Linked DNA regions of Homo sapiens: region 1 is linked to region 2. A link is a contact called in ENCODE Hi-C or POLR2A ChIA-PET data. All regions are on one chromosome and are shown on one strand. The core of a region is the stretch at or near the end of the contact, and the rest is flanking DNA. Distances in the headings are between cores, read along the strand shown.

What was found. A loop is a pair of places that touch in the nucleus more often than their neighbours do. ChIA-PET counts read pairs that join two places held with the same protein, here RNA polymerase II (POLR2A). Pooled maps may share reads with other maps.
Region 1: a loop to region 2 is called in a map with no recorded cell type, with 7 times the contacts of the local background. The contact joins two enhancer-like sites. A Hi-C loop is called at or near these places in 10 of 37 single-sample maps with no recorded cell type and 6 of 50 pooled maps. POLR2A ChIA-PET finds 5 or more read pairs at or near these places in 3 of 52 experiments (PC-9, Panc1 and activated CD4-positive, alpha-beta T cell).

The regions. Positions count from the first base shown.
Region 1 is chr13:40,628,908-40,631,607 of GRCh38, forward strand. All of the region lies in intron 1 of FOXO1 (forkhead box O1), which reads right to left. Among named protein-coding and RNA genes, the nearest start is that of FOXO1, 36 kb to the right of the region's middle. RefSeq lists an enhancer at 1,177-1,276. Within about 2 kb of position 1,269, at least 3 of the 41 ENCODE cell types and tissues checked have a DNase peak (open chromatin) inside an H3K27ac peak, as active enhancers do.
Region 2 is chr13:40,444,340-40,447,039 of GRCh38, forward strand. All of the region lies in intron 6 of LINC00598 (long intergenic non-protein coding RNA 598), which reads right to left. Among named protein-coding and RNA genes, the nearest start is that of LINC00598, 35 kb to the right of the region's middle. RefSeq lists enhancers at 1,212-1,511, 1,321-1,926. Within about 2 kb of position 1,297, at least 13 of the 41 ENCODE cell types and tissues checked have a DNase peak (open chromatin) inside an H3K27ac peak, as active enhancers do.

The sequences.
Region 1 (2,700 bases), core at 19-2,518, 180 kb after region 2:
ACCTATGGCCTACCATGTATATTTTTACAAGTGCATCTCGGGAATAAAATACACTTACCCAAACTCCCAAAGAGCAGGACCTGTGGGTGTCCCACCTTTATGTGCCAGCCCAAAGCCTTGTTCATTCATCCTAAGACCTCAATACTTGAATTCAACAAGGGATTGAACTAGGATTGGATCACAATGGTTGAAGAGGCCCAACCAACAAATGGCAATGAATAGTTAAAACAACATGACTTTTTTTTTTTTTTTCAGACAGAGTTTCACTCTTGTTGCCCAGGCTGGAGTGCAGTGGTGCAATCTCGGCCCACTGCAACCTCCGCCTCCCGGGTTCAAGCTATTCTCCTGCCTCAGCCTCCCGAGTAGCTGGGATTACAGGCATGCGCCACCACGCCCAGCTAATTTTGTATTTTTAGTAGAGATGGGGTTTCTCCATGTTGGTCAGGCTGGTCTCGAACTCCCAACCTCAGGTGATCTGCCCGCCTCGGCCTCCCAAGGTGCTGGGATTACAGGCGTGAGCCACTGCACCCAGCCAAACAACATGACTTTTGAACTGCCTAAGATTTCACAGCCTCTAGAGGTATATCAAGTGCAGACTGACTATCCCTTATCCAAAATGATTGGAACCAGAAGCATTTTGGACTTTGGATTTTTTCAGATTTTGGAACATTTGCATTAAACTTACCAGTTAAGCATCCCTAATCCAAAAATCCAAAACCCTCCACTGAGCATTTCCTTTGAGCATCATGTTGCCACTCAAGAAGTTTCAGATTTTGGAGCATTTAGGATTTTAGATTTTCAGATTAGGAATATTCAACCTGCATATGGACATAAGACCCATCCACCAATGGCCCTTGCTTCACATGCTCAGTGGGTTGTGGGCTTCGGCTAAAACCTGGGAGGAGATCACAGATTCAAAGTCTCCTTGTGGGGCACTGTGTTCTGTAAGAGGAAGCTACAGTTGAGAAGGTTCAAGGCAACTAAATATGTGCTAGTAAAGTGAGCATAAATCATTCTGAAACCAGAGGACCTACAACAAGTAGCCTGGTTTGGGCTTTTCTTGTGCTCAGCAGTCAAGTGATAAGAACCTTTAACTACATTACATCTAACATTTTTAATTTACAAAATAATGCCCACCACTTCAAAAAAATTGATAGTATTATATCTTCTACCTTTCTATGTCCAAAAAATAAGGGAAGGAGGTTTAAAATATAAGTAGCTAAACCAGGAACTCCAGTCCTGCCACAATGCTAGGCATATTTGTTCTAGGAATTCAAGTCCTGCTAATTTAAACAGCAAGGGGAACTGAAACTCTTGAGAATCTCTGATTATACAGAAAATCTCGGTGTCGTTTACACACAGGGCAAGCCAAGGGGATCCTTCTAAACAGTCTGGGGCTGTTTGCTTTTGTTCTTCTTTTTGTTCCCACTGAAAAGCAAAAATCATTTGTCAACATGGAAAAACCAGCCTGGTGCAGTAGCTCACGCCTGTAATCCTAGCATGCTGGGAGGCCAAGGTGGCAGATTACCTGAGGTCAGGAGTTGAAGACCAGCCTGGCCAACATGGTGAAACCCCGTGTCCACTAAAAATACAAAAATGTAGCCAGGTGCAGTGGCGCGCGCCTGTAATCCCAGCTACTCGGAAGGCTGAGGCAGGATAATTGCTTGAACCCAAGAGGTGGAGGTTGGGGTGGGCCGAGATCGCGCCACTGCACTCCAGACTGGGCGTGGGAGCAAAACTTCTCAAAAAAAAAAAAGGAAAAACCAGGAAAAGCTTGTCACTTAATGACTGGCCTGGCAAATAGGGAAAGAGCCTAAAACTATTTTTCCCTTCCCATACTGTGAAGACTACAAGCTTTGCCAACACCACTCCTCAACACCACTCTGTCATTTTTCTTTGTCTAAATCTTTTTAATTTCTTAAATGGGAAGGAAGTTGCCTTAAAGTATAATACCAAGATTCCCGCAGGGCACCACTCTGCAGGAATGTGGTTCAGAAACCAAGAATCAAGGGGCAATGCCTCCATACAGGTGAGGATTTTCCCACCCCAAAGAGGCTTACTAAAGTTAGGGGCAATTTTCCACCTAACATAAATTATGTTGTGGGGTGGATAAGTGAGAAAGAATAAAGCCGTTATGACCAATGAGGAAAAATGAAATGGATATAAAAACATTATTGCCAAGGTCTTTGTTCCAGAGTTCTCAATCATTCAGGGCCAAGAGAGGCTGGACTTAGAGTCCTGCAGGGTGGAGTGGCAGCATTGTGGAGGAGGGATCCCTGCGAAAAGTATTTATGCTGCAACTTTTCAGCATAACCAAAGCAGACCAACAACTAGAGCTTAAGTTTAGGGCCGCATTCCATAAACTATGACTGTGACCTCATGGCATATACCAAAATCAACTCAAAAGAATCAAAGACCTAAATGTAAGAACTAATACATTAAACTCTTAGAAGAAAACATAGGGATAAATCTTTCCGATCTTGGATTAGGCAATGGTTTCTTAGACATGACACCAAAAGCACAAGCTACAAAAGAAAAAAAAATAGATACTTTGGACTTCATCAAAATTAAGAACATTTTTGCTTCAAAGGACACCACCGTTTGTACATCCATATTCACAGCAGTACTATTCACAACACCCAAAAGGTGTCCATTGAGGGATGAATGGATAAACAAAATGTGATATATACATAGAATAGA
Region 2 (2,700 bases), core at 47-2,546:
CTCTAATAATAAATGGATCTCTTTTCTCTTATCTCTTCTCCCCGTGTAATTGTGTGCTTCATTCTCGAGCTGTCTTCAACATGAATAACTCTACTTACTTCAGCAAAGGTCCCCAAACATCACTCCAGGAGGCTGGAGAAAGGTCATAAGTACCCTTCATTCCCAGACACTAATTTTTCTTTTCTTTCATATTAAAGAAAAAAAAAATCCCAGCTCGGGATTGTTCAGCCTCCAGATAAGAAGAAAAAAAGTGACTATTCATTACACATATCTAAATTTGGACTATAAATTTAATAATTGTAATGTTGTTTTTATTTTTAAGCTTTTTCTTGTCTGGGTCTAAATCCTAGGAGTGAGTTTGATATTTCAAATCCCTCAATTTCTAAAATCTCTACTGTCTTATTCCAAATCAAGTGTTCAAGTTAATTATATCCCCTAGCTCCCATTAAACAGGAGAAATTCTTCAGAGAGAGTGTTATTTGAATAAAACTTCTTGGAATTGTTTAGTTGGAAGTATTGTCCTGGGCCCCGTGAGAAGAGGCACATGCATGTTAGGAAATGTGGCTGTCCAGAGCTTATGTAATTATTCAGTAATCTGTATACCACATTACCAAAATGCCATATCTGCCTCAAAGGCTAACATGTGAAAGTTTAATCAGCACAGAAAATGGACTTTAAAAATTTCAACATAGATTCTGAGCAAGGTGAAGGGGACTGTGAAGACAGTGAATTCTAGATTCCTTCAACACTCCCATATGGGAAATCGAGTGGGATGGAGAAGACCTCATTTCAAAAGGAACGTTGTACATTTACTCACTGTTAAATATAAGGGCAGTTACTTCTATTCAAACTCAACAAAAGTTAAGTGTTTCTTGCCTTTAATCAATGAAATATATAAAAATAGAGATTTAGAGTTGCAGAACTTCAAGTGACAGAGACCACGGGGCATTGAGTTCAGAAGCCACTTCTGGGCCAGACGTCCCATCCCAGTGTCCCTGGGTGTGACCCCTGCTCTTCTGTGTAAATCCCTCCGGGAAAGATGACCTGACTCCACACTTGGACCCAGCCTGGCCCAGTGTGGGCATCACCTCTGGCCAGGAGAAGACTTAAGTGGTATAAACGGGGTGAGGGGCTCATCATAGAAGCTGTGGGGCAGGCCATGTGCAGTGGCTCACACCTGTAATCCCAGATTACAGGCTCATGAGGGCTGGTTACGTTTTCACTGATCCTGTTTAGACTTTGAGGAGAAAGGCATGCTTCACCAAGCACTACCTTGTGAGCAGCTGGGGGGAAGCCCTGACAAGTCTCACTTCCTTCCAGCAACAACTCTCCCACATTGTTCTCGCCATTGTCTACGCTTCCCCGTTGTTAGTCATTCTGTGAGTCAAGAGCTGGCCTCGGCCAGCTGCAGGCACGCTTGGCTGCCCCGCTGCATGAGGGGCCAATGTCACTCCCTCCCGGGCTCTACGAGGCCAGGTCTGCAGCCAGCAAGCCACAAGGGACCTCCCGAGCCACCTGTTATTGTGACCATGCGTGGCCCAGTTTGTTTTGATTAGAGCGTTCCAAAGAGGAAATAAAGCCTATATTTATATTTTTATTTTAAAAAGGCAGGGCCACTTGGGAGGCCAAGGCTGGTGGATCACCTGAGGTCAGGAGTTTGAGACCAGCCTGGCCATCATGGTGAAACCCCGTCTCTACTAAAAATAAAATAAAAAATTAGCCGGGCATGGTGGTGGGTGCCTGTAATCCCAGCTACTGGGGAGGCTTAAGCAGGAGAATCACTTGAACCCAGAAACTGAGGTTGCAGTGAGCCAAGATCACGCCACTGCACTCCAGCCTGGGTGACAGAACAAAACTCCGTCTCAGAAAAAAAAAAAAAGAGAAAGAAAGAAAGAAAGAAAGAAAGAAAGAAAGAAAGAAAGAAAGAAAGAAAGAAAGAAAGAAAGAAAGAAAAAAGGTAGGGCCACTTGCCCAGTGCCCTCTTGAATATTTGGAATTCACAGACCTCTTCCTCAAACCCATGGAGATTTGCATGAAGAGCACTTTGCCCATAGTAATGTGATCTCCCAGTTAAGGGAGGCAAAATATTGAGTTGGTTGGCAGCTTTTCCCAAGTTCCTCCATCAGCTGGGAGGGAATGATCTAAGAGGAACAGTGGGTAATTCAAATACCTTAGGGTATTCTACATAATGGAAGAGAAGAGAAAAACCAAACAAACTTTTGTGAGCACATGTAACACAGACATTCCAGGGCATTCATGAGTGGTGACGTTATGGGTTGAAGTGTGTCCCCGCCAAAAACATATGCTGGATGGAGTACTATCTCCCAGTACCTCAGAATGTGATCTTATTTGGAGATAAGATCTTTACAGAGGAAATCATTAGGGTAGGACCTAGTCCAATATGACCAGTGTCCTTATAAAAAAGGGAAATTTGGAAACACAGGGAGAACATCCTGTGAAGATGAGGGCAGAGATCTACAAGCCAAGAAATGCCAAAAATTGCAGCAAATCCCCAGGAGCTGGGAAAGAGGCATGGAACCGATTCTTCCTCACAGCCCTTAGAAGAAACCAACCCTGGCAGGGTGTGGTGGCTCATGCCTGTAATCCTAGCACTTTGGGAGGCTGAGGTGGGTGAAGCACTTGAGGTCAGGAGTTCAAGAGCAGCCTGGCCCACATGGTGGAACCCCGTCTCTACTAAAA